Linked DNA regions of Homo sapiens: all the other regions are linked to region 3. Evidence: chromatin loops called from intact Hi-C (ENCODE). Cell type or tissue: dorsolateral prefrontal cortex. All regions are shown on one strand. Links, peaks and the distances in the headings refer to the core of each region. The heading gives the core; the rest is flanking DNA. Region 1 overlaps MAGI1 (membrane associated guanylate kinase, WW and PDZ domain containing 1). Region 2 overlaps MAGI1 (membrane associated guanylate kinase, WW and PDZ domain containing 1). Region 3 overlaps MAGI1 (membrane associated guanylate kinase, WW and PDZ domain containing 1).

Region 1 (10,091 bases), core at 3,181-8,180, 130 kb before region 3:
ACCTTTTGAGTTATCCAGTAACTAAATTTGGGGGCTAGAAGATGCCTCTAGAGGTAACTTGATTCATTGTGATTCTTTTCATTGAATTTGGCAAAACTACAATGGAGGTAACCATTTCACTTATTAAAAAGAAAAAAAAAAACAAAAACCCCGGGGGGGTGGGGAGAGTTAGACAATAACAGATTCTGTTCTACAGCTCTGACAACACTTCAGCCTCTCACAATATTTTGCTGTAGAGAAAACAAAAATGAACTATTACTTTTTTCTTTTAGTGACCATTTATTCATTTGTTTATCCGTAGATCTTTCCATTCTAGGAAACATTTGTGGGTTACAGTGCTGTCCTTATCTCCTCAGTAGCATCTCTCCCTGTTCCCGCTAACTGACCCCTGATTTTGTGTCTAGTCAGCACAATTACTTGATCTCAGGCAAAGCAGGCCTGTCCCAGGTCATACGTCGTGAATCACAGTTGGTCTAAGCCAGTCTCGTCAGTCCATTCTGCCACACCAGTGACTGGTCTAGAGTTGTATATGCGACCCAGCTCTGGCCAATGAGACGTGAGGGGAAGTAGAAGAGATTCCCTTCCTTAGTAAAGATGATGGATACTCATGAAGATAGTCATTTCGCCCCTGTCTCCTGCTTCCTGCTTTAAATGAGGATATGTTGCTTGGAAAGGTAGTAGCATCTTGTGAAAATGAGGTGACAGGCTTGGGGAAGAAAATTCACATGCTGAGAATGGTGGAAGCCATTTTTTTTTATAGCATTGTTGAAGAGCTGAAGCAACCCCAGGGATCACTTCCAGATTTTGTGAGATAAATAAGCCACTAACTGTTTAAGCTACTCTTAATGCAAAGATTCTCTTATTTGCAGCCAAAAGCATTCCTAACTGATAAACCACCTAAAAGGCAAATGATGTAATGGAGATATTCACCAATTCCACAGCAGTATATTTTGTCTCAATCTGCTCTTCATAAATATTTTCTTTTGGCCTGGAAAGAAAGACAGATGCTGAGAAATGTAATTAGACTCTTGGTATGTGTGGCCAAATTTTAATTTCTAATTGAACATGAGGCCCCAAAATGTTTAGTCACAGAAAGAAAGTAATACAGCATCTCTTATTCAATCAAGTCATTCTGAACTACTTATATAACCAAAGGTCAGTGGTAGCAGGATTGTATTACATGGTGATTTTAATGTTCTGCCTTTTGTTGCTAACGGCTTGTTTTAAAATCTAGTTCAGTTTCCTGCTTAGATTGCAGTGCTGTATTTGCAGTAGACAAATTCAGAGATTCTCTTGGGAGACTCTGGTTATGGCTGGATTCCCAGAACAGCTGAAAAGGTCAGGAAGTAGAGTTCACTTTTCATTAGCGATGGGGAGCTTCAAAGATGGGTTCCAGGGTCAGCAAACACACATTTGCTCAAGGAATTTGGCCTTGCTGGGTAGTGGTTGTAATGTTTAGTAAAGCAGGATTGGCAGTGGCTCTTCCCTGAGTTAGATTCAGTGTTGTTTCTAAACCTTTGGCTGGAAGTTAGTCCACTTAGACATTCAGATAAAACCAAATCTTAAATGACTGTATAAAATATATATGTTTTATGTTTTATATTGTCTACTGTGCATAGTATTATACCCAAAATGCTCATACATAGTGATTTCATGTGATTTTAGCCAACCTCAAACTTTGATCCTAACTGTATTGTTAGCTGAAGTCATTGAGAACTTTCAGCCAGGAAATATTTTTAAATGAATATAGTTTGTTTACCAATGTAGGTGCAGGCAACCTCAACGTATGCTTACATAATGTAATAGAGATTTTGGAGTGACCTGCTGTCAGGAATAGATAAGCAGTTTATAATTAGTGTGTTGGTCCTATATGAATATACTTGTAGATGGCTTGTTTTCTTCAGAGTGAATATCATCCCCCCCCCCCCCCCCGTTCCATTTTTTGTTAACTGCTAATTTGTAGGACAGATTTGTTTTTATTGGATAATGCAGAACACAGATTCAGACCATGCCAGGTCCAAATTTTTGCAAAACTTGATTTAATCAGATCAAAATTAGTCAGGTTTTACTGCATGTCATTCCTATTTAATCTCAAGAGTTATTAAACACAGTAAATGATCATTTTGTGAGGAGATGTCATATGAGTATTGATTAGGAATCACAGTAAAGCCTTACTATTTTAAAAAACAATTGGCTTCATTACACACTCAAGTTCTACTAGAGGAATAGTGCTTATGCAGTTAAAAAAGTTTTATCCCCAAGTTCCTTTAAGATTTTTTAAAAAAAGTGTTAAGAATAGTGGTGTCCTAGACAAAATAATTTTTTAAAAAATACGGTTTTTTCTTTGCATCATTTCTTTGGGACAGTTGTTTCTCTTCTGACAATACTGTTTGAAGGGTAAAAGTTCAGCTGTGCCACAGAACACCTGCTCTTTGCTTAGCTGAATGACTATCTAGTTTGACTTATTTCTCCAGGATTTGGAATTTTAGGCCCTGGGGTTTGAGGAAGTAACTTACCATGTTTAGGGGTGAATTACTTCTCTTCATCTTTTCAGCTTTTCTTCTTGCTGTTTCCCACACAGCAGCAGCTGTTTTTAACAACAGAAATCATGTCATAGCACTTTCCTGCTGAAAACTGCTGAGCAGCTTCCTGCAGACAAAGATCCAAATTCCATACCATGGGCTCTATGATCCCACGTGGTCTGTCTCTCTTTGCATCTCCAGCTCATCTTAGGCCACCTTCTGCGCCTCACAGGGTGCTCCAGCTCCAATCATCCTGTTCTGAGTTTTCCCCAAGCTCATTTCCATCTCAAAGCATTTGCTCCTGTCATTTGCCTCATATGGGAATCTCCTTCCCTAGATCTTTCTTGACTGATGCCTTCTCATGGTCCCAGACACAGTTCCTATGCCACCTCCTTAGAATAGCCTTCCAGACTTCCAGACCCTTCCTGAGTGTGGAAAATGCTATTCTGACAATACATTATGTTAGCTTACATTGAAGTTGCCTGCACCTGTATTAGGAAACAGACTATATCCCTTTACAAATGTTTCCTGGTCTATTTTGGGTGGGGGTACTAATTGACTTTCTTCTCAAATAGTACTCCCACCCAAATTTCCACCTATAGTCACTCTCCCTGACATCACCCGGATTGATATATCATCCTTAAAAGTATAACATAATTTTCACTTCTGAATAATATATATCTGCTTTCCTATCATCTGTCTGCCTCTGTGAAAATAGAAGCTCCGTCTTGCCTACCTTGTTGATCCATCTTGTCTGTCTCTCTGAGGGAGACTGGGTGTCCCAGTGCCTAGAGCATATAGGAGACACTCATAGTTACTCATTGATTGAAACAAAAGAAAGGGAAACAAGCAATGTGTGAATGCATCTGGAATATTTTAGAAGTAAAATAACAGAATTAATTTAGGCCATTCACATATATTACTCACATCTCCCAGGTTACATTCAGTTTATCATAAAATATCTTCCTCATTGGAAGCTTCATTTGGAGTAACTCCCATAGAGCCAGGGGCAATGGCACACACCTGTAGTCCCAACTACTCAGGAGGCTGAGGCTGGAGGATTGCTCGAACACAGAAGTTCAAGGCCAGCCTGAGCAATATAGCAAGACCCCACCTCAAAAACAAATAAATAAATGGAATAACTCCCTGTTTCTTTATATATATAATAATTCGATTGTAACTCAAATGTTTATTGAAGTCCTTTTATCAGGTAACACAAATGTGTAAAGCAGTGGTTTTCAAACTGTGTTCTGTGAATTCCTAACTCTGGTAAAATTCCATTTAAATAAGTGTGCTGTCAGATAAGTTGTTGAATTACAACAGTATCATATTCTTTTAACATGTTCTATCAGCATGTTAAAGAATTTTTGTAAATCCTACAGTGAAGAAATTTCTATTACTTTGTCTCACTACTTCCTACACATATTTGGCCACAGAATTTTCTCCATCCCATATATTTTGTTTTCTTCCAAATTCCTGTTAACATTGTGTGGAATTACAGGTTGAATATTCCTCATCTGGAATGCTTGGGACCAGAAGTGTTTTAGATTTTGGATTTTTTTTTTTTTTTTTTTGGATTTTGGAGCATATTGGATTTCAGATTTTTGGATTAGGGATACTCAACCTGTTTATCCATCTCCCTTTATCTGTTCCATTCTGCCTCTCGTCTTTTGCATGCCATGGCTATAACGGATAATGGTGATACTTGCCTGGGGATTTGAAGCCCTATCAAGATGCTCGTAGGATAAGAGACCATTCTGAGGTCCCTAGGTGCCTGAAACCCTACCCAGGCCCCCAAGAGCTGAGGGCGTCAGTGTTTCTAGGAACCCTGGTGAAGTTGTGCTTTATAGCACACTTGTGGATGGTGTCCTAGAGAAATTACAGCTTTCTTTTGGATCAGTATGTATAAAAGACAATAATTCTCTCTAGCCATTTTTGAGATATCACCAATGAACTGAGGGTGGCATTATTTAGAGATTTCTGGGCTTCGTGAATGCTGCAGAAACTTGATACCTCAACATAACCACAAAAATAGGGCAATATATGCCTGCCTTGCTGTGTGATTTTCAAAGGTTTGGTAGAGTTTCTGAATCTACTTCTCATTTGTAGGAAAATGTACATTGCAATAGTTATTCACTGTCAGAGACTCAATATCTTTACCAGATTGAATGGTTAGCATCCTGTATGCTGAATATTCTATTCTCCTAGACTTCCATTTTGTCATAATTTAATTCAAAATCAAAGTTTCTCATTGTGAAATATTAAGCCAAGGTGTTTTATATAAAAAAGCATTGAATTATCTTATTCTCCAGGTGGCATAGCTTAAATAAGATGGAAATGTAAATCTAATCAATGACAAGACTGTGTCTATTTTATACTGTATAGCTTCTTTAAAAAAGACTGATTCATATGCAGCAGTAATTCATTTAATCTCAACAAGTCTTTGCATAATTTCATATTTCTTTACTATACTCTGCCAAGAATATGTTCATATATATTACTTTAACCCTGCTAAACTGGCTTCAGAAAATACTTGAGAGGCAACTAGACTGTTAACCCTTTAAATAATAGTTTCTCTTTTCCCTTTCTTTCCTTTATTTTTATGACGAATTAACTTACCTGGAATCAAGTTTTTTTCAGAATTTGAGTTCCAACCTTTTTCCTGTTATGCATAGACTTTTCTAACGTTGGAGCAACCAGCTTGGAGAGTCTTGAAATTCTAACTTCTAGATCTTTTGTCTTTGATCATCGGCTAAGACTGTGCTGCTCCCATTTTAAGTAGGCTGGAATGGAATGTGCTGCTACTTATTCCAGGATCTGGCAGAGTGAAGAAGGAGATGTACTAATTCCTGTCTTTCAGCATTGTTAGCTTGGTGACACTCAAGTCCCTTGCATTTCTTCTTTTCCATGCTATGCCAGAGAATGTCAAAAGGTGAGTCCACATGCCTACTTGCCAGCCTTAGTTTCTCAGTGACCAAGTTGTCGAGCCCCAGCCACCAGGGTTTGGCAGAGTTGAGACAATGGAAGACTGTCTGATAATTGTACCTCTGTCCTCCTGCTGTCTTGTTAGACATGTAACAAGATCTGTGATACCCTGTGGGGGGTGGTATAATAAGAACTCAAGGATGTTTTATTCATCTTTGTAGCTATAGTGTGTGCTCAAATGGTAATAGCTGATGTTTGAGATAGGTCCCATTACTCTCCCTGTTTTTCAGATGGAGACACTGGGGTACACAGAAGTCAAGTGGTCCCTTCAAGGCTATAAGGAGATAGAGCCTGGTTTCACATCCTGACATTATTGTTCCAGAGTCCATGCACTTAACCATTGTACTGTCCTACTTCAATTGAATGACTTAATTATAACTGAAAGGGATAAAGAATCAAACTGTGTTGCAAAGGAATCTCATTTGGAGTTGTTTCCTTCTAAGCATATTGAAATATTGAGTTTTTTTGACTCAAATCCTGGGTGTTGTGATTTAAAAATGAAATAGAGAGATTTCAGCTGGGATTTTAATTTATGCTGTGTTTTTCATGGTGATTGATATGGTTAGGCTTTGTATCCCCACCCAGATTTCGTCTTGAATTGTAGTGCCCATAACCCCCGAGTGTTGTGGGAGGGACCCAGTGGGAGGTAATTGAATCATGGGGGCAATTTTGGCCATGTGGTTCTCATGATAGTGAGTGAGTTCTCATGAGATATGATGGTTTTATGAGGTGCTCTTCCCCTCTTTGCTCTGCACTTCTCTCTTCTGCCACCATGTGAAGAAGGACATGTTTGCTTCCCCTTCCGCCATAATTGTAAGTTTCCTGAGGCCTCCCAAGTCTTGCTTAACTGTGAGCCAATTAAACCTCTTTCCTTTGTAAATTACCCAGTCTCAGGTATGCCCTTAGAGCAGCATGAGAACAGACTAATACAGTGATCATTTATATATTTAACAAATGTTGAGCACCTAGTATGTGTCGGGCATTATCCTAGATAACAGTGGCTCACCAATGAACAAAACGGGAAAAGCCCTCTTTTCAGATAGCATCCATTCTAATGGGCAGTATAGATTTATCTGATCCAGGTATCCAGTAAAATTTCCTACCCAAAGACTTTGTAGTTATGACTATACTCAGGTGAAGTTATGGCTATGCTCAGGTGATTGAGAATAATGGTAGTCCCATGCTGAAAGGGCTGTCTTCTAGACTGCTGAAGGATAACTTGAGCAAGCCATTCTGACAAAAACCTGAGAGATGAAACAGAATCAGACATCTTTAGTGTGGTGGTGATTTTTGTTGCTGTGGTAACCATTTCTGTTAGCATCCCTCTCCATGACTACATTATAATTTTCACAGGACAGTGTGAGTTTATATACAAACAAACACATGTGCTTTTATAAAGCCTTGTTGAGGTGGAAGAAAGCTCGAGGACATGTGTTGCCTTTTTTAAGACACACAGTGTTTGGGCTAATTAAACCTGTCTGTTCAGGCATATCATTGTCAATGCTTTGCTCAGAGTATTAAGTTGCTTTCTTTGAAGTGATGATGTATGTGTCTGCAATTGATGGGATTTTTGAAATGTGTGTGTTCACAGGTACACCTAGTAGATTTTTACTTTTTCCAATCCCCAAACATGCTAATTTCCACACAAAGTTCTCTTGCACTCATGCTGAATCTCACTAAAGATTAAATACTTGAGGCTCTAATGAGACCCTCCTATATAATTAAGATGATCACTCTCACTTTAGCATAAGTTCTCCACCAAAACTGTGATTATGATGTGCATTTTTACATGTCAAAAGTACTAATTTTGCCATTTGTTGTTGTTAACTTTCTGAAGTTAATGAGAATGTACTGTTTAAGAGGAGCATATGTGTAGAGGAAACACAGATCCCAGTTTATTATCTGTGTCGACTGATGTTGCTAGATATGTTACACATATAACATCTATAGAACTCAGTCCCCTTTGTGACAAACACCATGAGCAGGGAAAGGACTTGGAAAGGAATAATTTTGAGGAGTATAAATGAGTCCTGAAACTTTGAAAACTGCTGCTTGAGGAGATTCTACAGCCAGAGGTGCCAAGAGATGGCTCTTGCTATTATTTCTGCCCCTAGAGATTGTCAGCTTTCTTTTGGAGCTACTTTGGGGTGGGGAAACTCTTAACACCTTCCAGATACTGGATGTTCTGCATGAAAAGTCCAGGATTGAAGCATCTTGGTGATGTAGCTCTTTTCTTCAATAAGCTTATGGACACAAGATGCTCTTGTAGACACAAGATGCTTATAAACACACACACTTCCTCCGAGGTGTACCCACAGTGCCACAAGGGGTTTCACTCCTAGCTGCACTCTGACCTGAACTGTGTCTCTTCTTAGTTCATCTAGGTTTTGTTGAGCACTGGCCACTAGTTCAGACTCTAAGGCAGGTTCTCCATTGCGCCTTCCTGACATCTTTTTCTGACCTGTATGATGACAGTCCGGGCAACCTAAGTCCATGAGGGATGTCCTAATATCATTGCTCCTTCTCAGTGATCTTTGAGCTCCAAATTCTCATTTGTGACTTTTTTTTTTTTTTACTACAACAGATATCTACATCTTGTATCTATAAAAATCAAAGGTAGTATTCAAGTTCCCTCCAGCCCCTCCACCCCTCCCCTACCCCCACAAGTATTCACCGTTAGAAACAGAAGTGGCTGGAAACTCACATGGTGTTTCTTTTGTTCCTTTACAGAAATGTGGGCCTATGGAGGGCTAAATTTGCTCATGTGAAACTTCTGCTAACGTTGTTCATAATTTCTTGAGGCTTTCATGTCACACTAATATTTTATGATTTAGATAAAATTTAGTCTTTGTTATCACAGAGTTTAACAACCATGTAGAAAGAAGATGAGTCCAAAGTAATTTTTTTGTTTTTGAGACAGGGTCTCGCTCTATGGCCCAGGCTGGAGCGCAGCGGTGTGATCATGGCTCGCTGCAGCCTCCAGCTCTTGGGCTCAAGCAATCCTCCCATCTCAGCCTCCTAAGTAGCTGGGACTACAGGTACATGCCACTGTGTCTAGCTAATTTTTTTTTTTTGGCAGAGACAAGGTTTTGCCATGTTGCCAAGGCTGATCTCGGACTCCTGGGCTTAAGTGATCTGTCCATCCCTGCTTCCGCCTCTCAGAGTACTGGGATTATAGGTGCGAGCCACTGTGCCTGGTCCCCAAAGTAATTTTTTTATTGTCCGGCTTCTCATCTGTTTCCCAGAGTTTTCCCATTCACTAGGTCATTTAATTCTTAAACAAATCTAGGTAAGGTGGATAGTGACAAATCAACTGTGGTGAGTACTTGTATCACGACATACTAAGTTTAGTTTCCTGATATTCAAAGTAGAAATATTCCACCTACCTCTCAAGACTGCTGCACGAATTGGTTGACTCAGTTCTTAAGCCATGGAACTTGCTCTACTGTGAGAGCACTGTGGAAAGAGCAACTGACCCTGAGTAGTAGGATTGGAGGAGGGAAGGAGGTCAGCAACAGGGAACTCATAGTGGAAAGCAAGACTTGTAAGGGCAGAGTGAGAATGTGGGAGGACATTCCAGGAAGAAGAAACTGGATAGTCGAGAGCCCAGAGTTGAGACACACTGGGAAAGTAGGGAATTACAGATTCCTTAGTCGACCTCCAGAATTAGAAATCAAGTCTATGTAAGCTTACTTGAAAAAAAAAACAAAAAACAAAACAAAACATACAAACAGAAACAGCCATTTTAAGGAAACCAACTGAGGCAGTGTGCAATGATTTAATTCCATAAGTGTTCATTGTCACATTCTTTGGAGTAGCATAAATAAGAGGAGTAGTATTTTCGAGTACATTAATATGTTTTTCTCTTTTACATTTCTGTGTAAATGACCTTCTTTCCCAACACCCAGAGGCATCCATTTGCCTCAAGGGATTATGATTCTTAAAGCAGGAAGGCAGGAAGGAGTCAGTGCTTAAGTTTTGTCTACCAAAATAAGATTTTCTAAATCCCTTAAGCCTACATTAGCATATCAAGAACAAGGCCCAGTGGTGAACTTGAATGTCAAGTTTAATGTAACTAGGGTGACCACACTTACTAGCTTGCTTAGGACAGCTCTAATTCATGCACCTTATCCTGACCTAATTATCAGTAGCACCCCTTTTACTCTCAAATGCATCCTGGTTTGGATGATGAATTATAAGTAAGGGAAGTCCCTGCCTCAGAAGAGGTAGAGTGACATGGAGCCCAGCCCTTCGGGCCTAGTGGAGTGTGGGGATCAAGGAAGATGGAAAGGGAGGGAAGTAACAAAATATGTATGTGTGTGTGTTATGTTATACCCTGGAGTCAGAATTCCAGTGTATGCTGGGAGTGGTGGCAAACATATTAGTTAAAAGCAATAGGGCGTTGGTCTCACTACCTCTGGAACTCTAGGAAGGCTACACTGCAGGGCCATCCCATACCAAGACAGGTTAACAGCAGCTCGGTAAGTTTAGGAGAATGGCCAGGGATTTCAGGTGGGATTTCACACCTGAAATCCCAACCCTTTGGGAGACTGAGGTGGGCAGATTGCTTGAGCCTAGGAGTTT
Region 2 (10,091 bases), core at 2,236-7,235, 110 kb after region 3:
ACTTTGGGAGGCCAAGGCAGGCGGATCATTTTAGGTCAGGAATTCGACACAAGCCTGGCCAACATGGTAAAATCCCCTCTGTACCAAAAAAAAATATAAAAATTAGCTGGGCTTGGTGGTGCATGCCTATAGTCCCAGCTACTTGGGAGGCTGAGGTGGGAGAATCACTTGAACCCAAGAGGCAGATGTTGCAGTGAGCTGAGATTGTGCCACTGCACTCCAGCCTGGGTGACAAAGTGAGACCCTGTCTCAAAAAACAAAAAAAAAAGAAAAAAAGTTATGAGTGTTTTGAGAGAAACTACACAGCGCTCCAGAAGCTTATAGAAAGCTTCATCTAGTTTTGGCAGACTCCCTAGAGGAGGCGAAGCTATGAGAGGACTGTGTTAGGTCAGGTGAGAGGCTGGGAGATGGTGTTTGAATTTAGTAATCAGCATGGGCCATGGGGCCTGAATCCACAGAGAACGATGTGATGATGAACCAAGAGAGGATTAGAAGGATGGCTTCTAGAAAGGGAGGGGAAGCAAGCACACCCTGTTTCCCTTAGAACCACTGCTATCCTGTAAGAACTTCCTTCCATGCTGGGAATGTTCAGTATTCTGTACTGTCCATTATGGCAGCCAGTGGTTCTTGTGATTGAGAAACCAAGTTTTAAATTAACTTTAATTCAACATAAACTCATTTAAATTTAAGTAGCCACACATGGCTGGTGGCTTCAGTTTTAGAATAAAAGCTTCTGAAAGGAAGGTTGAGGACCTGCTCAACAAGATCTCTGTCCTCACCAGCTGACTTCACAAAGCAAAGCAGGTCTTAAGAGTTAAGCTCCTTTAAAAAAGAATCATCGTGTTGAATCTTCCCAAAGAGGATGTTATGCAGAGGAGTGGTGATCTTCTTTTGTGGATACATTCTATGACAGGCAAGATGGCAGACAAATAGAGTGAACCAGTGAAGCCTCAAGGCCCAGTAACCTTCAGAATTCTCTTTCAGGCCCAATATTTGCTTGATTTACATTGGTCGGTTGTAGGACTTTACAGCTGGAAATGCAGTAAAGTTAGTTTCTTCAGATGATAGAACTGAAATCCAGAGAGAGCTTGCTTTAAGATACTTCAGGGAGTTAGGGACATAGCCTGGCCAAATGTTGCAGGACTGGGATGCTTTTATTTCCCTTTGCCTGAAAAGTAATGCTTCTTTTGTAGCCTCAGTTACTAGTTTGTGAGTTCATTCATTTATTCATTAAAGATAAAATGCTGAACAAAAGCAGATATGGTTGTGGTCACTGTCTTTATGGGTCTTAAATGTCTAGTGAACAAGACACTTTATTTAAATAAACGAATATCCAATTGTAAGTGTGCGAAGGTCTTTAAAGGAGACCATAAGACAGGGAGAGTGGATGTCTGTGGAATCAAGAAAAAGTACCTCTGTAGAAGTAGTAATTGAAGTGAGATCTGATGGTTGAGCTGGAGTTAGGTTGCTGGATTTAGCAAATAAAAACGCGGAACACCCTGTCTTGCATTTCATCTGGCAACCACAGTTGGAGTTGGCTTTGAACCACGTTGGTGATGGTGGTGGTAAATAGTCAGCTGAATCTGGAGATATTTATGTGAAAAGCTGAATTTGTTAATGTATTGGTTATTGTGAGAACGAGGTAGAAAAGACAGATGATGACAATCCTCCTAAGATAACTCCTAGTTTCTGTCTTCTATTACTGGATAGATAGTGGTACCATTTGTGAAAATAAAAAATACTATAATTGGGGTAGGTTTGCCGGGCAGGGACTCCATCCTGAAACTTTCTATCCACCGACAGCTGTAATGCTGAGAGTAGCATTATACTCCCAACAGAGTAGAGCCCCTTCCTGGCGATGTAAAGAATCTGATTATCATCCCTCACAAGGCATAGAAGTTATTAGTAGAGTTTGTCATTGATCTCTGCTTTACAATTTGAACCAGCTCCTCATTCTGTCACTGAACAGAATTGGCATCAAAGCAAGGTAAAGAAGACAAGAATAAGCACATCTTTCCAACTTGGCCCAACTTCCTAATTGTGGCACTGAGCTTATTTATTTGATATGGTGCTTAAAATAAATCAGCTGAACCATTTCCCTTTTCCCTTGCTTTTCTTTTTTTTTCTGTTGACATTTTTGCTCTGCAAGACAGGTCACTGCCTCAGCCAGCCCTTGGGACTTCTCTAGGAGAGAGTTTACAAGGGATGAACTATTCAGTGGAGGGTGGGGATCCAGACATGGCTGTTTTACAAATGCCTCTGGGTAGAAGAGGCTGATTATACACTTTGAGCATTGCAAAGGTTTTCCTTCAGCATAGAAGTGCAGTGCCAGGGTGACATTTCAAATTGGAGTTATGGGTTGCATATTTCTGCATGTTAATTAGGAAGAGGATGTCAGCATTCAATAATGTTATTGTTTTGCTTCCTAGAAGGTCTGCAAAAAGGCAGCTGCCAATGGTATAATTTTTGGGGACACAGAGATAAAATAGGGGTGAAGAGAGTTCTTGTTTCTGGTTAAAGAAAGCGAGACTGTCTAGAGTCCTGTTCTTTGGCAGGCCTTAGAAGCAGTCTGTTGTGATGAGCTCTGTTGGCAAACTCTGTCGTAGAATGTTCTCTGTTGATAATGAAAGTGACCAAATGAAATCTGTGCTATAATTGGCTGTTCTTCTGCTTATGAAGATGGGGGGAGCTGGCGAAGTTTTCTTTAATTCCCTGCTTAGAGATCCCCAAATATTCCTGGAGTTAAAAGTGTAGATGTCAGAGACAGACTAATCTGTATTTAAATGCCAGTCATCATCTTTGACTTGTGTAAATATCAGTTTCTTTATGTGAAAATGGGAATATTGATGCCTTTTTTTCTCTAAGATTGTTTATAAAGATTAGAGTAAGTGAATATATGCGTAGTGACACTTAATATGTGCACGATAAAGGTAACTTTAAAAAATGTTGTTCTTTGAATATGTGTTGTGATAATACACTCTTTTACACATTAACCCTATTATCTATCTACAACATCAGGCCTGATTGGAGACTGGCAGAGTTGATTATAGGCTAACATTGTGTCAAGCACAGTGCTGGGTGCTTTATACACATTATCTAATTTAATCTTGACAAAAACCTATTAGGTTGCCATGATTTTTGTCTTTATACTGTGTGAACTGAGGCTGAAGAGAGAGAGGTCCCTTACCTCACTCAGGGTCGTAAAACTCTTATGTTCTCCTGTTTGGTCTTGTATTAGAAACCAAATGGCACTGGCAAGAACAAACTGCTAATTATAGAACAGTGGTTTATTGTCCTTCTGTGCATGAACATCCTATTTTTGTAGGGTGGGGCAGGTAGGAAAAGGAAGAGTAAAAAGAAAGTATTGCAGTTTTATGAAGGAACTATCATGTGCTGAGCAAGCAAGTAGCAAAGTGAAGTGATGCAGATCTTGGTAATTCAAATGTAATTGACCGACTGGAAAGAAAGTGTTGTGAGTCATGCTATTAAAAACTGGATCCACAATACAGGTTTTTAGGAGGATCCCAGGCTGGAATTCATGTGCACTATCTGCCTTTATTCATTTACTCATTCTGCAGTGAATTACCGGGTAATGGTATGTGCCTGGCACTGCGTCAGGCCTGAGAACACAGTGGTACACAAAATCAGATGTGGCTCCTGGCCTCTTTGAGTTTATAGTCTAGAGGTGAAGACAGGTACTGATTAATTAAACAGTCTGCTATATACAATAAAGGGCATTAGGAAGGGGAGGTATGTGGTTCCTTGAGAACATATAAGAACTGATAAGGACAGCTTTGATCTAGTCTGTGGGGTCAGAGATACTGTTGCTGAGGATGAGCAGGTAGTAACAGGGTGAGGAGCAGAGGGAGGAGTGGGTGCAAGAGCTGTGAGATGGGGGAAGGGGGCACAGTTTACATGCTGGGGGCTGAAAGGCAACCAGTGAGGTCAGAGTGAAAAGAACAAGGTGAAGGCAATCAGGACAAGTGCTTGGAGAGTGGGCATGGGGCAGACCACTCAGGACCGTGAGGCCAAGGCAAAATCAGATATGCTGGATGTCCATGTATTCATGTACTCTATACATATTTGCACTATACATAAAGAGAGTAAGGTTTTTGTACCTCTCTCCCCCTCAAAAAAGAAAACAATTTTTGCCCCCTTGGGGGTGATATTGCCCCGTTGAAAATGCATGCTGTAGATTCCCAGCCATAGGTGGTCACTACCATCCTGTTCTCAGGCTTATTTGCAAAAGCTTGTCTCATAGGAAGAAGACAGACAAGTACCCCCAATTCCCACCCCCATTTACCTTGGACCAGCCATGTAACTCCATGGCAGGCGTTTCTGCCACTTTGGGCCTTTATGTTTGTCATCTGCAAAAGAGGAATGATTTTCTCTGTCCCAAATGGCTTTGCTACACAAACAGTGTGATCCATGGATCTCAGGCCCACCCTGATCATTACTTAATGTAATTTAATTGTTTGCACATTGAAGCTTGACAAAACTGATGTATGCCATATAGAATGGTTGTGAAGATCGTGTTTCAGTCCAATTTTTACTTTGTATTTCCCATGCCTGGCATTAAAAAGGTTTTCTGTAAGGAAATGAATGAATGAATAGTAAATTTGTATAATTTGAAAGCCATATAGATTTGATTCATCCTAGCTTAAATTCCAGGGTTACAATCCTCCTTAAATATTTTATAAAGCCCTAAAAATTGATTTGCAGTGCCTATTAATTTTTAAATGTGTGTCAGAAAAATATTTTCTTTGGCTTTGTCCTGGCCAGAGATTTTGCTTGTTAATTAAGGCCAGCAGTGGCTTCCTCTTAAGTCCTCCTTTGCCCTCCGCTTTCCTCCCTGGCTACCCTCCCTGTTGAGATTTGTTGTAGAACCAGTTCTGAAAATAGCAGCAGAGAGAACAAGTTTCCACTTGGGAGGGAGCCCAGCCACTGCAGGAAACGTGTGTTGGATAACGCAGAGCCTGTGGGATAATCAGCCTCACGGCTCCTAGACACTGTGCAGCCTGCCAAGTGATAGCCCCAATTAAGTTTTTAATCACTTACAATTTTTCAGATGATTTTTATTTAATACTGTTAAGTCGCGCATACTGTCTGTAAGGTTTGTGTTTCTACATGGCTAGACTTTGTAAGGTTTGTGTTTCTGCTGTGGCTAGACTTTGCTTGATTGTGATGAGAGTGCAAACCATTGCAAAGGTGGAATACTTTCTGGAAGGTTAGAGTCATGAACTCAAATGCCTGAGGGGCCAGACAGGTCAGGTAAGAGGGTGCATAGAGGCAAAGAAGACCACTGGTGACTGTGGCAAACTGGAGCAAGCATGACCCATCCTGCCCATTGCTGCACGGTAAGGGCAGTTCACAGCAGAATAAGAGAGCCAGAGTTGAAATAAGACAGCCAGAGTTTTTGTCCAAAAGCCCAGGGCCGAAAGCAAGCTCTCCAAAAATCAATTCACTCAAAGGCTAATCTGTGAATTATTGAAGACTTTTTGAAGTTTAAGGTTTTTTTACATCTACTCATGCCTCTGCTCATGCCCCTGTATCTGCCTATGCCCTTGCATTGCAGCAGCCTGAGGGCACTGTTCTAGATGGGGTCCAAGATCTTTGTCTGTCAAGGGTCAGGCAAAACCAAGAGGAGGAGCAAAAATTTCTCTGCAGAAATCCTTGATTTAGTATGTTCATGTGAATTGGCTTTAGACACATACTTGCTTTTCAACATCCTCTATAAGAGATGGAGTCCCTGGAACCAGACTTTACAGTTTGTCAAACAGCATTGAGAATCCAGACTTAACTAGAAGCTTTCTAATTTTAAATGTTGGTCACTAATCCAAATTATTTTGAAACAGTGGCGTATGAAAGTTTGAACACTCTGCAGTTAGAAAACCACTAGACAGAATCTTTTCTGTAAAGGTTGTAGGTTTCAGTACGGGAAATAAGAAATAGTGGAGAGATTTGGATAATTATAACACTATCTCATATTTAACACCTTATAGTTTACAGAGTACCTTTGAAAACTCTGCATTAGTTAATTTTCACAATAATCCTATGAGGTTGCTACAGCTGGTGCTACCATTCCCATTTCACAGAGAAAGTACTAGAGAGACTGAGTGTTAGAAGACTTGGTTATTTGGTTATTGACAGGTTTGCTTGCTTAGTGCTCAGTTACCATGTGCAGCACTTTGCATACATGATCTCTTTGATCCTCAAAACAATGTAGTATGGGTGTCATTTTAAAGACTGAAAACATGTGATAGCAACTTTAGGTAGCATTTATCTACCCTCACCATAGTGGCAGACTTCAGCATAGGTTAAAGGCAGACCGTCTCATTTTGTCTTCCTAACAGCTATTCTAGGTGTAAACTAGGTTCTCTTAGAATCCCAAGTTAAAGGCGGACAAAGACTGGCCCAGAGTCACACAGCCAGTTAGTTAGTAGTGGGCTTTCAACTCTGAGCTGTCTCTTCCAAGCCTTTTACCCCATGATATGGTGTGCCAAGGCTCTGCAGTATTGCTCATGGGCCACTCATTAGATTAAAGCCAGTGAAATTGCTTATGTTTGACAGTTTATATCTTCTACAACAGCAATTTCATATGGTTCAATCTAATATTATCTACTTTATCTGCCTCCATTCAATGTTAAACTAATTTTCAGAAACAGGAAACCATTGTGAACAAGTGGATTGTTTTGGGTTGTTTGTAATTGCATTAACAAATCTGCTAATCATTTATTAACTTAAGAAAGATTTTGAACTTGAAAAGTGAGGGTAGGTACCTAATGGAAAATCCACACATATTTGTCAAAGTTAAGTGGAACTTTTATTTTCCAAGCACTTATTATTTCTGCCATAAATGCAGATGTTGAAGTTTTCATTGATTTTAAATGATTAATAATTTTATGAATGCTACTTCAGTTTAATGGCACTGAAACTGAGTGATATGGTTAGGAAATTATGCATATAAAAATTACGAGGGAGGGGTTCCACATCTTTCAGTAGAAGTTTCTTATTTATAGACATTGGCCTTAATTTAACATCTAACTTGAAAATGTACATGATGTCGTGATATAATAATGATTAAGGAATGAAAATTAAATTCATTAGAGCTTTGTCTCTCTCCTTTTTTTCTCACTATGCAGATTATTTTTAAAATAGTTAACCATCATACTTTCCTAAACTTCACTAAAGAGTCTTCAGTTAATGAGAAAGTTAACAGTTTGGCCTAGTTACTTACACCTTCAATGAAGGCATGAGACATCCTTTGATACAACCACTGTAGAAATGCAAGATTAAGTGCATTTCTTGTTTGACACGTGCTAATTTCTTCTTTGCTCAAGTGTTAGCCCCTAAAGACACATGTGGAATGCCTTTCTTCAAGCTGATTCGACTCAATTCTAGCGCCTGTAAGTTGGAAACCTGAAAGAAGATTTTTGAAGATAAGGATAGATTACTTCCTATGAAAACACTTGAATGATTGAGTTGAGTATAAGCCACCAGAATGTGCGTATCAGGTTTCTACCTGGCACCCTTCAAATTTGAACGTGATGCTCTTTCATGTACTGCATTTAAAAAAATGTGTATGTTGAGTTTTCCTGCTGATACAGACTATTACACTCCTCTCAAAGAAAGTGGGTGTGTATCTCTATAAATTTTGATGATTCAAAAAACATTTTAAAAAATTTTAAAACTTTTTATCTTAAAAAAGAAACCTTATTGGCCAGGCATGGTGGCTCATGCCTGTAATCCCAGCATTTTGGGAGGCTGAGGCAGGTGGATCACCTCAGGTCAGGAGTTCCAGACCAACCTGGCCAACATGGTGAAATCCCGTCTCTACTAAAAATACAAAAAAGTTAGCCAGGCGTGGTGGTGCATGCCTATAGTTCCAGCTACTTGGGAGGCTGAGACTGGAGAATCGCTTGAACCTGGGAGGTGAAGGTTGCAGTGAGCCGAGATCGTGCCATTGCACTCCAGCCTGGGTGATGCAGCAAGACTCCATCTCAAAAAAAAAAAAAAAAAAGAAACCTTATTTATAAGAATAAAGCCTGATAGAAGCAATTTTTTTTTTTTTGAGATAGGATCTAGTTCTTTCACCCAGGCTGGAGTGCAGTACCACGATCTCTGCTTACTGTATCCTTGACTTCCCAGGCTTAAGAAATCCTTCCCTCTTCAGCACCCCCAAGTAGCTGGGACTACAGGAGAGTACCACCAAGCCTGGCTAATTTTTGTATATTTTTTAGAGACAGGATTTTACCATGTTGCCCAGGCTGGTCTTGAACTTCTGAGCTCATGTGGTTAGCCCGCCTCAGCCTCCCAATGTGCTGGTATTAGAGGCATGATCCACTGTACCCTGCTGAGAAGCAAATTCTTTATTATCTGTATGTCTCACGGAGACCAGGCTATTACCGTCTCCTTTTGTGGTTTTTTGTGTTTTTTTTTTTTTTGGTGCTTGTGTAATAAAATGTGTTTGTTATGTAACTATGTACTGAGGTTAGACAATGGGGTTGGATCCTTAGGAAGATACAGTGTGTACAGGATTTATTATTATTTACAAATTCTGTTTTACTAAGCATAGAATTACAAACATTAGTTAGGATTGATCCAGCATCTCAGAATCATTTCCTGTCTTCCTGGCCTTACTCTAAAAGATGTGAAGTGGTAAATGGATCGATGGCATTCTAAGGTTGATGTCTTTTATTATGTAGCCGCTGAATATTATTGATTATCAACTGTGTTTTTCAAACTTTGATCTTGATGAACCACCCTTTGTGATTTTGTTCATATGAGAACATGTATTATTTATTTAATGTTATCTTTAAAATAACTTTAAAAAAATAGCTTACTTTTTAACTTTTCAAAAGGAAACTCTTATTACTACCATCCCTATTATGTATTCAGCTGATTAATTTCTTATTATATAAAACTGTCTTTTTAAACTTTAAGTGAAAAATAAGTCAATTTTTTAAAGTATTGCTTTTTTTCTTAAATTCTAAAGGCAAACTTTATATTGGTATCATAACTTACCAGTGAGATTTCTCTATGGCAAATTAAAAATATATGTATCTATTAAAATAAAAAAATTAAAATGTAAAAATCTATTTATGTACAAGTGAGAGTCACATAGCACACTATAGTGGGACCTAAATCAAACTGGGAAAGAGTGGCTGAAAGTGAAGATGGGCCACTACTGGAAGAGTGACCCATACTGGGTGCCACCATTGACACAGGGTTTTCTGTTAAAGCTTGGCAAGGGTTTTTTCCTACCCCGCATGACTCTGAGAGTCAAGCCTGCCATTCAGCTAAAGAGGCGCCACGTGGGGTTTACTGTCCTCCTTTTTAAATATTGCCCTGGTTCCCTCTTGACGAGTCCCCTTATTAAGGGAAAGTGACCTCAACTTTTTAGGCCTGTAAGGATGCCGGCAGTAATGAATTTTTTAATCTTCTGTGAGGCTTGCTCTAAATTGGATTCAGCATTATGCTGGTGCATATATGTAAAAAGATGACCAATTGATATTCAAATGTAATGAGGAGGAAGGTTTACTATTCAGCATAGCCTCCTTTGTTTTTAGCCCTAGTAGGTTGTTTGCACTAAAACAATACAGCTTTCCTCTTCCCATCTGAAATTACTGTGTCTAGCTGGATAGGAAAGATATCTCTTCTAACCCACTCCAGAAATAAAATACAGTTTGTTCTGGTTTTCTAGTTTAATTTTTTTTTTAATGTGCCTAGAGATTTGGATGTGAAGTCTTAAAAAAAAACACAAAGTATTCCTTTTGAAACATGCAAATGTGTCTCTCCATCACCTAGGAAACTATTATGGGACACCCAAGCCTCCTAGCCAGCCAGTCAGTGGGAAAGTGATCACGACGGATGCCTTGCACAGCCTTCAGTCTGGCTCTAAGCAGTCGACCCCGAAGCGAACCAAGTCCTACAATGATATGCAAAATGCTGGCATAGTCCACGCGGAGAATGAGGAGGAGGATGACGTTCCTGAAATGAACAGCAGCTTTACAGGTAAAGGTCAGATCATGTTGCCCTCAATGGACCTGGGGAAGGGATGACGAGGAGGCTTTTGCATAGAGTTTTGAAAA
Region 3 (10,091 bases), core at 3,311-8,310:
TCTCCTGGCTTCTGCTGGAGACCACACAAGCTGGGAGAGCCTTGGTTTTTGAGATTGAGTGTGTCAAGATACTACACCTCTGAGAAAAACCAAGTAGATTTTCATGGACTCTTTTTCCTGTGCTTCTCTTGCACATAGAGAAACCTGGTCTTTGGAGCTCTGATTGAAAATAATTTGTTATTATTAGGGATATTTCCTAACCAAAATGACGGCTATTTTTCTTTCCCTATTGAAGACTGGAAAGCTACATCCTTGAATACTTATTGAATAAAAGTTCCCTTCTTTCTCTCATAAAAAGAATGCCTTTTGTATTTTTGTTCCCTTCAGGGAAGTCTCTATGCAGATTCCTTGCAAAAGAGCAATTTAATTTGTACTGTACAATCATTTTCTTGTGGAAAACTAATAAAATACAAATTCCATTTTTCAGCATTAGCTTGTGGCAAAAGGCTTTTGAAAGTTTTATGTAGTATCTGCTTTTCTTTTTCCATTTTTAAAAATAATGATTGAGAGGAAAAGTGATGTAAATGCTCGTATGTATTATGTACATGGTTGATAAAGTATTCCCTTAAGTTTATTGTTTCTCTCAAACAAAATAGGTAAGCAAATACTTTGCATGTAACTCTTAAGGCCTTTCACCTTCCTGCAAGTAGATGTGAATCAAGAATGAAGCCAGCGAATCTGTGTTTCTTCCGAGACATCTTACTCGCTTTTTTCTGGCAGGTCCAGGATGTCTAGGGTTCTGGTGTTTGCATTTCACTAATTGAAGCCCTGGGAGCTGTTCCATTTTGCAGGTCCCCTCAGTAGTAGAAGATGAACACTTTCATTTGGTTGAGATGTTTTATATAGAAACAATCATAATAGTAGCAGTAGTGATAGGTGACATTTAGTGAGCACCTGTTATGTATGGTGAACTGTACCAAGCACTTTGTATGTGTGATCTGTATAACAAGTAGAGAGTTTTTGTTCCATTTTGTACACCAGGGGAAACAGGCAAGTAATTATCTACAGTCACACAGCTGGAAAATGGAAAGATGGAGTTGGAACCTAGTGAGTCTGACTCCAGTATTGAGTCTTTTGACCACAGTGAGTGACTAGAAGGAAAAGGGGCCTTAGACATGCTGTCCTTCCACACCCTGGATTTTTCAGATGGACATGCCTAGGTTTACTGAGTAGCAAATATGAAGGAACAACATTTATTTTCTCATCTGCTATGAAATCCAGCCGATACTGCATTCGAAGGAAAGATCTGTGCTGCCTTGTTATCTAAATGGCCCACTGCCCTCTCACCTTTCTCCCGCACCCGTAAAGCCTGCTTTGCCATCCTATGATCCACCCATTTGTAATCTAGCTTCTGCATTGCCTCCCCCAACATACCCCAGAAAGAGGTATGCCCTTGCTTCCTTTCCCCTCTTGCCCTATTTTCTTGGCATTCTTCCTCTCAGAACATCTTGCAGCCCCTTTATCTCCTCCTGTCCAAGTTGTAGTAATGAATTCTTGGAGGATGCTTGCACGTGACTCTGTAGCACCTGGATTATGAGAAGGAAGGCAGTGGATAGCGTCCTTTCTTTGACAGTCTGGAGGCATTCACTCTCTTGCTACAAGGTGTAGCTTCAGCAATGACTGACCATTTGAAAATAGAGAAAACTTACCTTTCCAAAGCTAGAGGTCTCTCAATAAAGTTTTCTCACTAAGGTGGATGAAGAGGAAGGATCCCTCAAAAGAAACAGGGTGGAGGTGATACCGCCGGCTCTTAGAGAATCTTTTAAAGAGGCAGCTTTGCCAACCATCTGCACCAGAGGCCAGCCTCCCCCTATCCACTATCCTATCACTCCTTAAAAACAGTGAGTTTTAATGACATAGAGGTGAGCAGTAGAGAAGCAGCTTGATTCTGAGTCAGATTGTACCTTTGATTCTTGAAGTGTCAATTCCTTGAAAGTGGATCCTTCAAATTCATTTTCTAAGCCACTCCATCGTCTTTATTTTAACTCCAAAGGAAGACAATTATTTCAAACATAAGAGTTATTATCTATTGGAATTCCTTCCAAAGTTGGGGAAGAGGCAGAAAGGCAGAAGTCAGTTTCATCAGAAGGGACTTCTGTCCCTTGCTCTTGGGAAGTCAGGGTTGTATCCCTAACCAAGAAAGGGAGTCACGCCCCTTCCCTCGCCCTCACCCACCCACTCATGCACTCAGCCTCCAGCATGTCGCAAATGGGGCAACCCTATTTCCCGCCTTTCCATGTCCAGGGGCTCCCACAGGGCCATGCGGGTGATGGGGACCTGACACGCCCCAGCAGGGAGAGGCTCGCTCAGTCCCCGCCCCCTCCGCAGGTGCAGCCCCCTAATCCCCCCGGCCTAGATATCCGGCAGCCTCTAGGAGCCCGGGCTCTGTGATGTAATGCTCTTTTTTCACACTCCCGGCTTAAATACAGATGGAAATTGTTGTCATGTGTTAGAAATGTCGCCAGTAATATAAAAGGCGCAAGCCTGGGCATCTTCTCTCCCTTCTCGCACCATCAGCTGCTCCTGCTGCCAGCACCTCTTCCCTCGAAAAACCGCTCTGTGGTCAGGTGGCCGAGGCGCCCCCAGCTCTCCCAGGAAGGGGTTCGGTCCCACCCCCCCCCCACCCCCGCCTCTCTTTACAGCCGCTGCAGAGCCAAGGACCAGCGTGGTGGGAGGCGGTTTCAGGCTCACAAAGGGAAGGATTAATCTTGGCGATTGGGCTGGGGTTTGCAGGCAAGTACAAGTGGTCCATGATCTCCTCTCGCCACCCCTCCACCGCCCCCTGCCCACCTCTGGATTCGAACGCTCCGCTGCCGGAGGAAGCCTGGGGACAGGCAGGCGGCGGCAGAGGCTCCCTGCCACCGGAGGTTTGAGCTTGGGTTGTGGGAATATCCATGGAGGTGAAGATGCCGTGTGTGGTGTGTGGACCAGGGAGGAGGGGCGGGGAGAAACCCGGCCAGCTTGGGAGGGCCAGATGGCTGCGGCTGCGTTTTAATTCACCAGGCAGGCCCGTTTGGCCAGGCTGGGAGGAAGGGGGAGGGGGGAGAAAAAAAAATCAGAGGTCAGTGGATAGGGAGAGGCCGGGCTCTGGAGCAGATGCCTGGCGAACAATGGGGCTTTTGAAGGGGATGCTGGAGGAAGTGTGGCGCGCGCTTTGTATTGCCTCCTCCGCATTGCAGGTTGGAATCGGGCAGCTAAATTTTAATGAAGTGCATTCCAAAGTGTGCTCGTCAGCCCGGGCTTTTGGAGCGAGGGGCTCGGCTGAATGGGGACTGGGGGTGGGAGGGGGAGGGGGCCGGCGAAATGAGTTCCTGATGGATGGTAAAGGAGGAGATGAAAGCCTGCTCAGTGTGGAGGGCAGGGGAAGGGAGGGGGGAAAAATCAGTACGTCCCCGTGCATATTAATAGGCTCCAGCAGGTGTTGGTAAATGTATGTTGCTGCATTGTTCCGGCGCCCAGGCTGGGGAAGGCAGGGGAGAGGGAGAGCTGCTTCCCCGGGCAGCGCGGTGGGCAAATGCCTTTGCACTTTGGAGGGCTTTGTAAGCTCTCGGGGAAAATTAGAAACGGAAGGGCTGCGATTCTCCTCTGTCCGTTTTCCTATTTCTAAAAGGAAGAATGTACATGCGGAAGGCTTTTTAAGTTTGCTTCCTGGAAATTAACATTTGTATGTTAGAGCACTGTGTTATCTAGGTAAGAGATGTATGTCTGTGGGCATCAGAAAACAGAATCCAGAGTCTGGCTTGCTGAGTGCTTGGGAGCTAAAAGGCTTTTCTCCCTGTCTGGTTCTGTAAGTGAATGGGCCAAACCCGGAAGGCTGGGGGATTTTTGAAGATTCAGGAAGGCTATGCCTCCCTTCCTCTTCCTAAGTCCTAAGTCTAACTGACCTGGGTACCAGGGGGCAATGGAGTGTACAAGGAAGCTGTCTTGTCCACAGTGTTGGTATATAGACTTTGTCTCACACACAAAGGGAGTGGATTTGTGCCTGAACTAAATTATTTGAGGGTATGTATGGCTTATTTTTAAGGATTAGGTATGTTGGGCCCTTTTCTCTTTCCCAGAGTTTACCATGCTCAACACCCTGTCAACTGAGAATCAATTAGGAGACTACTTATGAGTGTGTGCTAGCCAAATAACCCTTGCTGGTTTATAGTGTTGTTTGTTTTACTACTCCTCTTGAATGAGTATTCAGTGCTTTCAAAAGATTCGGACACATTTGTTGGGGGTTTCAGTAAAACGGGAAGCTTTTGCATGAGGGCATTGTGACTTTTATATTGAAAACATAAAAATTCCATATGCACATGGTAACCCACGGAATGACATACTGTCTTTGGGGTTCTGGGAAAATAAATGCATTTCTTAGTTGAGAAAAGCTTGTCTTTTATCATCTATAAGGCTCATACTTTCTGAAAAACTGTTGTTTTTTGATCACTTGGAAGCCTGTATTAATTAGATATGAAGTTGGATTCTTTTCGTGATTTAACTTGCACTGAAACTCGTCGACAAGGCGCAGCTCATCACTTGCCAATGAATTTTAGTGCTGTTGAAAGCTTTAGCAGTTTAATGGTATCAACAGAGACTCGATTCCTCCATTTCTCAACTGAGCAAACAGAAGCAGTCTGCCCCTGTCTCTCAATGCCTTTCCTCTTTTGGCTTTGGGAAAGGGGATGGGGCAGAGGGAAAGGATTCTTGATGAGGATACTCCTAACTCCCCACCCCCACCCTACCCACCCTACCCACCCCAGAGAGTTAAAAACGGAAGCTTACCCATTTGCTTCCCCATGTAGTTTCTTTCTTAGGCTGTATATTTCAAGTTGTATTTCTGTGTTTAAAAAGATGCTTGAGGTTTGGTGTTTGGATTTGTTGTGTTTGTGCTAGAGAGACGTGGAATCGGTCCGTTATTCTTTTTACTCAATTATGGCTCTTAAATCGGTCTGTTCCTATGATTAGACTTGAGGCTCCTCTCCCGATCCTTGCTGAGCAAAAGCATGGGCATGTGTGTTTGATATGAAACCACCCCCAGGGGAGACTAGAGCCTCACTGCCTCTTCAGTTTAACTGTGGCCAGAAGAGGCAATTTGTGAGGTGGCCCCTGGTGTGTCCACTGGAACTACCAACCCTGAGTCTAGATTCTCTAAAAGCTTGTGGCAAAACAGTTTCACATGGGCTTTATTAACAGAAAGGAGCTCTTTGAACCTATACGTTTGATACCCAAGACTGTTTTTGTGATAAACAGTTGTATGGATCTTTGACATTCTTGTGTATAAGAACAGAAACTATGCCCATGAATTAATGGTGCCATAGAAGTAATGACTATAGCTGATTTTACTAAGACACATCTAGCAAAGGCTTCTGATGAGGCAGCCTCTCCTTTCCCCTTGTTTTCTATTCATTCTTGGCATATGGATGGGGGTAGAGGAGTGGAAAAAGAAGACAGAGAGAATAAGATCTCCATATTTACAAAGGAGCTAAACACCGTGCTTAATTGACACCAGTTATTGAAAAATTTAATTGTAATTTCTCTTTGACCCTGTGCTGCGTAATATAAAGCAGGTGATGTGATACCGACTGAAACTGCCTGTTTAATGATTTCAATAAATAAATACACAGACCCATGCATTATTCTGATGTTGGCTTATTAGGCTTGCATGGAATAGAATTTGGGAGACACTGAGCACTGAAGGTAAAAGGGTTTCTAAAGCTGAAAGTAAATATAGAGTTGATAGTACTAGAAAAAGCTAAATCAAAAGACACCCCCCCATCAGAATACTGCAGATATTTCTTTTTCTTTGCAACTGTATTTGCATAACAAAATTCTGTTCATTTAGTAATCACCATTTTCTCAGCATGTTTGTTTTTTCCTTTGAAAAAAAAATTTCTTATGTTGATAATCAGACCCCAAATATTTGAATGTAAGCACATCCCTCGCAGTCATACTGACACCCTCTGGCACCAGAAAAACTGTCATAGCATTTTTTGAGATGTCTGGTGGGAAGAAAGCAACAATGCCAGCCATTAATTCAGTAACTCTGCTGATCTCTGTGTCTGATAGTAGGCCAGCTGTTGATGACTTTTAGGCTTTTGAAGTGTTATAAACACTAAAAATGTAAAGATGCTGCCTTCCTTTGCTTCCTCGGTCTTGTTGACAAGTTTCTGCTACTGTTGGCCTTCAGTAAATTTACATGACTAATTTGGGATGTCAACACTCAGGAAAATTATGACTAAACAATGTTTCTAAATAGTGGGATCTGGGATTTGCCATTTTGTTATTGGTAAACCTGTTTGACAAGTGATTCCATTTGATAAAAATGGCACTCAATCCACTTGCTTTTCAAGAATCTAGTGAGTTGATGACTGATGCCATCTAGATATCTGGTTTGGTTTTGTTTTTTCAAATACAGTCCTTGAGCTGCTGTTGCTGATTATTATTTCTTCATCCATGGCGGTTGACATCCTTAAAGTTTTGATAGGTGGCCAGATTCAAGAATAAAAACAGGATGGAGAAAATGTTACCTGACTTTTACCAAAATGTTTGAGAAGATCTGAGGCATGAGAGTAAAGGGGAGGTCTTGGGCTTGAAAGTGACTCATCAGGCTGAATGTTCTTGAGCGAAAAGATTTTTAAATGATTATCTGACCTGAAAGGGCAGGAAAAGAAAAAAACATATTTCTTTTAATTCCATTCTGTGAGGCTTTTGTTTGTGGAGATTTTTAAATTATTTCTCTTTCAATATCCCAATATAACTATATCCATATAATGAGATATCAATATGTTTCCCGTATTTCTATATCTAGTCGTAAGCACAATGCTTAGCAGGTAATACACGTTCAATAAATACTTGAATGAATGGACACATTAAGAACTTTGACCTTATGCAGTCATTATGAAGTTCAGGCTGTTTCCTAGAGTGCTATTGTAATTATCAAAGCAATGCAAAAAAGTACAACTCCTTGAAAAATCATTTTGAAAATAGAAAATGAAACATAAGTTTGTTTGTATTTAATGATACATATTATTTTCCACCAACCAGATAGTTTATCCTATATTCTATTGGAAGTAAAAAATCATTTAGATTTCTACTCTGCTCACTGTTGAATTGTTCTGAAAAGTTCATACTGCTCGCCTGATTAAAGAATCTCCTTTCCCCCCCATCCTTCACAATCTACTAGTCCTTGCATCTGAATTATTGCACTGGGTATATTTCTTTGCCACAATAAAGATTAGATCAGTGGGAATCTACAAATTTGACAAAGACTGTATGAAATAACTTGGCTATAAGACAGTAAGTGCTATAATTTTCTCATTAATTGTGGAGTCATGCCAAAGAGAGTTGCTTTAAAAATACATGATTATAGATAGTGACCTGAAAGGGAAGCCAAAAAAGTCTGTAAACATTTAAACTCCTTTTTATGAGGCTTAACACTCCAGTTTATGGATGCTTTTGCTATATCCCTTTCTAGCTTGGGACTTTTTAATTTACTACTTTTAATTTTACCTGAAGGTGACCTTATATTGAGAATAACTTATAATATTTGAGTGCCTACTATGTGGTAGGCGCTTGTTAGGCACTGGGGAATCATAGCCCCATCAACAAAATATAAAAACCCCCTGCCCTCCTGTAGCTTGTATTAGAACCCATCTTAATTTACTTCTAATAAGATCAGGGAATAGGGAATAAGGTAAAAATGATTAGTTAAAATGAGATCTTTCCACTATGGGAAGTTTTTCCCAGAAGTTACTGTGGTTGGCAAAACAAAAGTTGGGTTCGTTGCTTGCAGAAAAGTCAAGCACAATGGAAAAATGCAGCATAAAATTACACACTAGCCCTCATTCTTTCTGAAGTCCAACTCTCCAAAAGTAACTGCATGTGCGTGTGTTCCTTTGTTTCCCTCCTAACTTTTCTGCACTAATATATATATGCACATAGCTTTTTTCTTTTTTCTTTCAAAGAAGATGCTATCACACTCTACCTCCTGTTCAGTCAGTAAGTCAATTTCTTTTCCCCATCTGAAATTGACATCTTAATATGTAACACAAATATCCTACCTTATTCTTGGTGACAACCACATAATGTCCCCAAGTATGGTGGGAAGATGGTATAATATGTTTAACCCTTGCCCTGATGGTGACCTGTTAGCATGTTTCTAGTTTTTCAGTATTATTGATAATGCTCTATTAACTCCCCTTTGCATGCTAGTTCAGTTGCACACTTTGTATTCAGTTACAACTTGACTTTTCTTATTGTCTTTACATCTGGGCAACTTTCCATGTCAGTAGATGCATGCCTACTTTATTCTTTCTAATAATAATTGGAACCTACTTTTGTTAGGTTGCTATGTGCTAGGGCTGGCTGATTTAGTCCTCACAGAAACACTAAGATATATTTATTTATTCAACAAGTATTTATTTAACAATCTTTATGTGCTAGGAACTGTGTTCTGCCTGCCTGGTATATATGATCAACCAAAACAGATGAAGATCCCTTATAGGGTTTATGTTCTAGTCAGGTGAAATCAAAACAGTACATGTAATAGTTGAGTGAATCATTTCGTATATTAGAAGGTGGGACATTATACGAGGGAAAAAGCAGAGCAGAGTAAGGGGGTTGAGTGTGGAGATTGGGCATGTTGCAGTTTTTAAATAGAGTTTTCAAGGTGTCAAGGGTCGACCTCACTGGAAAAGTAACATATAAGCACAAACCTGAATGCATGAGGGAAGGAGCCATGTGCATAACTGGGTAAAAGCCAATCCATTGCAAAGGCCCTGTGGCAGAAGTGGTACCTGCATTTTCAGAGGAACAGCAAGGAGGCCGGAGTGGCAGAAATAGAGTGAACAAGGGTTAGAACTATGGGAGGAGAGGTCAGAGTATAAGGAAGAATGACAGATTATGCTAGACATTTTAGACCCTAACCAACCACGCCACCCAGAATGAAATAGGAGCCATTGCAGAGTCTTGATCCAGGCAGTAACATGCTCCCAATGAACATTCACAAAGCCTCACTGAAGGTAGTAGGATGAGGTTTTCCGAAGGAGCGGAAGCAGAGAGCACTGACAGGAAGTTGTTATGACAGGAAGTTGTTATAATCCTGGTGTGAGATTATAGTGGCCAGACCAGAGTAATGGTAGTGGAGGTGTACAAAGTGGTTATATATATTTTGAGAGTAGACTCATGCCTGATGGATGACCTGAGGGGTGTGAGAAAAAGAGAGGAATTGAGAATGACTCCAAGGGTTTTGGTTTTTTGCTTTTTAACATGAACAACTGGAAGGACAGAATAGTCATTTGCTAGATGGGGGACACCAGGCGGGGGTGGGTCATCTCTTAGTTTAAGATCAGGAGTTTCATTTTGGACATAGTGAGCTTGACAGTCAGGACTCTCAAGAAGTCAGTGGTTGTAGATGGTGGAGTTCATGGAAAATTTTGCTGTACCATGATTTAGCCCAACATTCCCCAGTTTTTGAATGATGGAAACGGTGATGAAAGGAACATCCTTGCACACGTAGCTTTGTGTGTATTGTGAATTCTTCTGTAAGTTAAACTCCTGAGAGTGGCATCACTGAGTTAAAGAGAATGCACATTTTAGGATTTGAAAAACTCCCAAATTGTTCCACTAAAAGAATTATATAATTTACATTCTCATCAGCATGTGTAAGCGTGTTCATTCTCTTGTTTCTTAAAGTTTTGCTGGTTTGATAGGTGAAAAAACATGGACTTTTTATAGTCTTTACCGCAAGTTCATGTTTCCTTTGGCCTTAGAGGCTCTGTCTAGATTCTGGAAGATGTAGGAATTTATCCTGTCCTGTGAAGGTTTGCCTATCCTGGGCACAGTAGTGATGTAGGTCACATTTGGTAGGACAGACTAATTGCTTGAGGACTTAGCTCTCTGCAAGGATGTAATATATTCAGCATTGTTCAAGCAGCTAATTAAAGACGAATGGGGGGGACAGCTAAGTAGCAGTTTTAAAGTACATCTCCTTTAAAAGGGGAAATTTTGAATTATATCATCCTCAGAAAGAACAGTTTATTCTGACATTTGGACAAGTTTTAATAGCAAGTGTTGAATTAAAATAGTTGGCACAACCAAGATAGTTAAGA

Evidence for each region. Hi-C counts contacts between places; a loop is a spot of excess contacts. Peaks named below come from ENCODE experiments on the same cell type or tissue, not always from the same donor. Only the 100,000 strongest peaks of a DNase experiment are listed, where the experiment ranks them.
Region 1: it touches region 3 in a loop (2.1-fold over the local background); 6 of 110 quality-filtered maps call a loop at or near these places.
Region 2: it touches region 3 in a loop (2.3-fold over the local background); 5 of 110 quality-filtered maps call a loop at or near these places.

What each region holds. Positions count from the first base shown.
Region 1 is chr3:65,720,962-65,731,052 of GRCh38, reverse strand. All of the region lies in intron 1 of MAGI1 (membrane associated guanylate kinase, WW and PDZ domain containing 1), which reads left to right. It overlaps LOC107986018 (a long non-coding RNA gene), which reads left to right. Exons shown (of 2, transcript XR_001740441.2): 2 at 1-10,091. Among named protein-coding and RNA genes, the nearest start is that of MAGI1-AS1, 170 kb to the left of the region's middle. In dorsolateral prefrontal cortex, for the core only: no CTCF peak of the experiment used is centred there; no DNase peak of the experiment used is centred there.
Region 2 is chr3:65,478,515-65,488,605 of GRCh38, reverse strand. MAGI1 (membrane associated guanylate kinase, WW and PDZ domain containing 1) reads left to right here. Exons shown (of 23, transcript NM_001033057.2): 4 at 9,808-10,014. Among named protein-coding and RNA genes, the nearest start is that of LINC02040, 310 kb to the right of the region's middle. In dorsolateral prefrontal cortex, for the core only: no CTCF peak of the experiment used is centred there; a DNase peak (open chromatin) is centred at 4,935; H3K4me3 peaks cover 990 bases; H3K27ac peaks cover 1,047 bases.
Region 3 is chr3:65,590,457-65,600,547 of GRCh38, reverse strand. The region is part of intron 2 of MAGI1 (membrane associated guanylate kinase, WW and PDZ domain containing 1); the gene reads left to right. Among named protein-coding and RNA genes, the nearest start is that of MAGI1-AS1, 300 kb to the left of the region's middle. RefSeq lists an enhancer at 2,043-2,594. In dorsolateral prefrontal cortex, for the core only: a CTCF peak has its summit at 5,970; a DNase peak (open chromatin) is centred at 3,442; H3K4me3 peaks cover 3,178 bases; H3K27ac peaks cover 2,471 bases.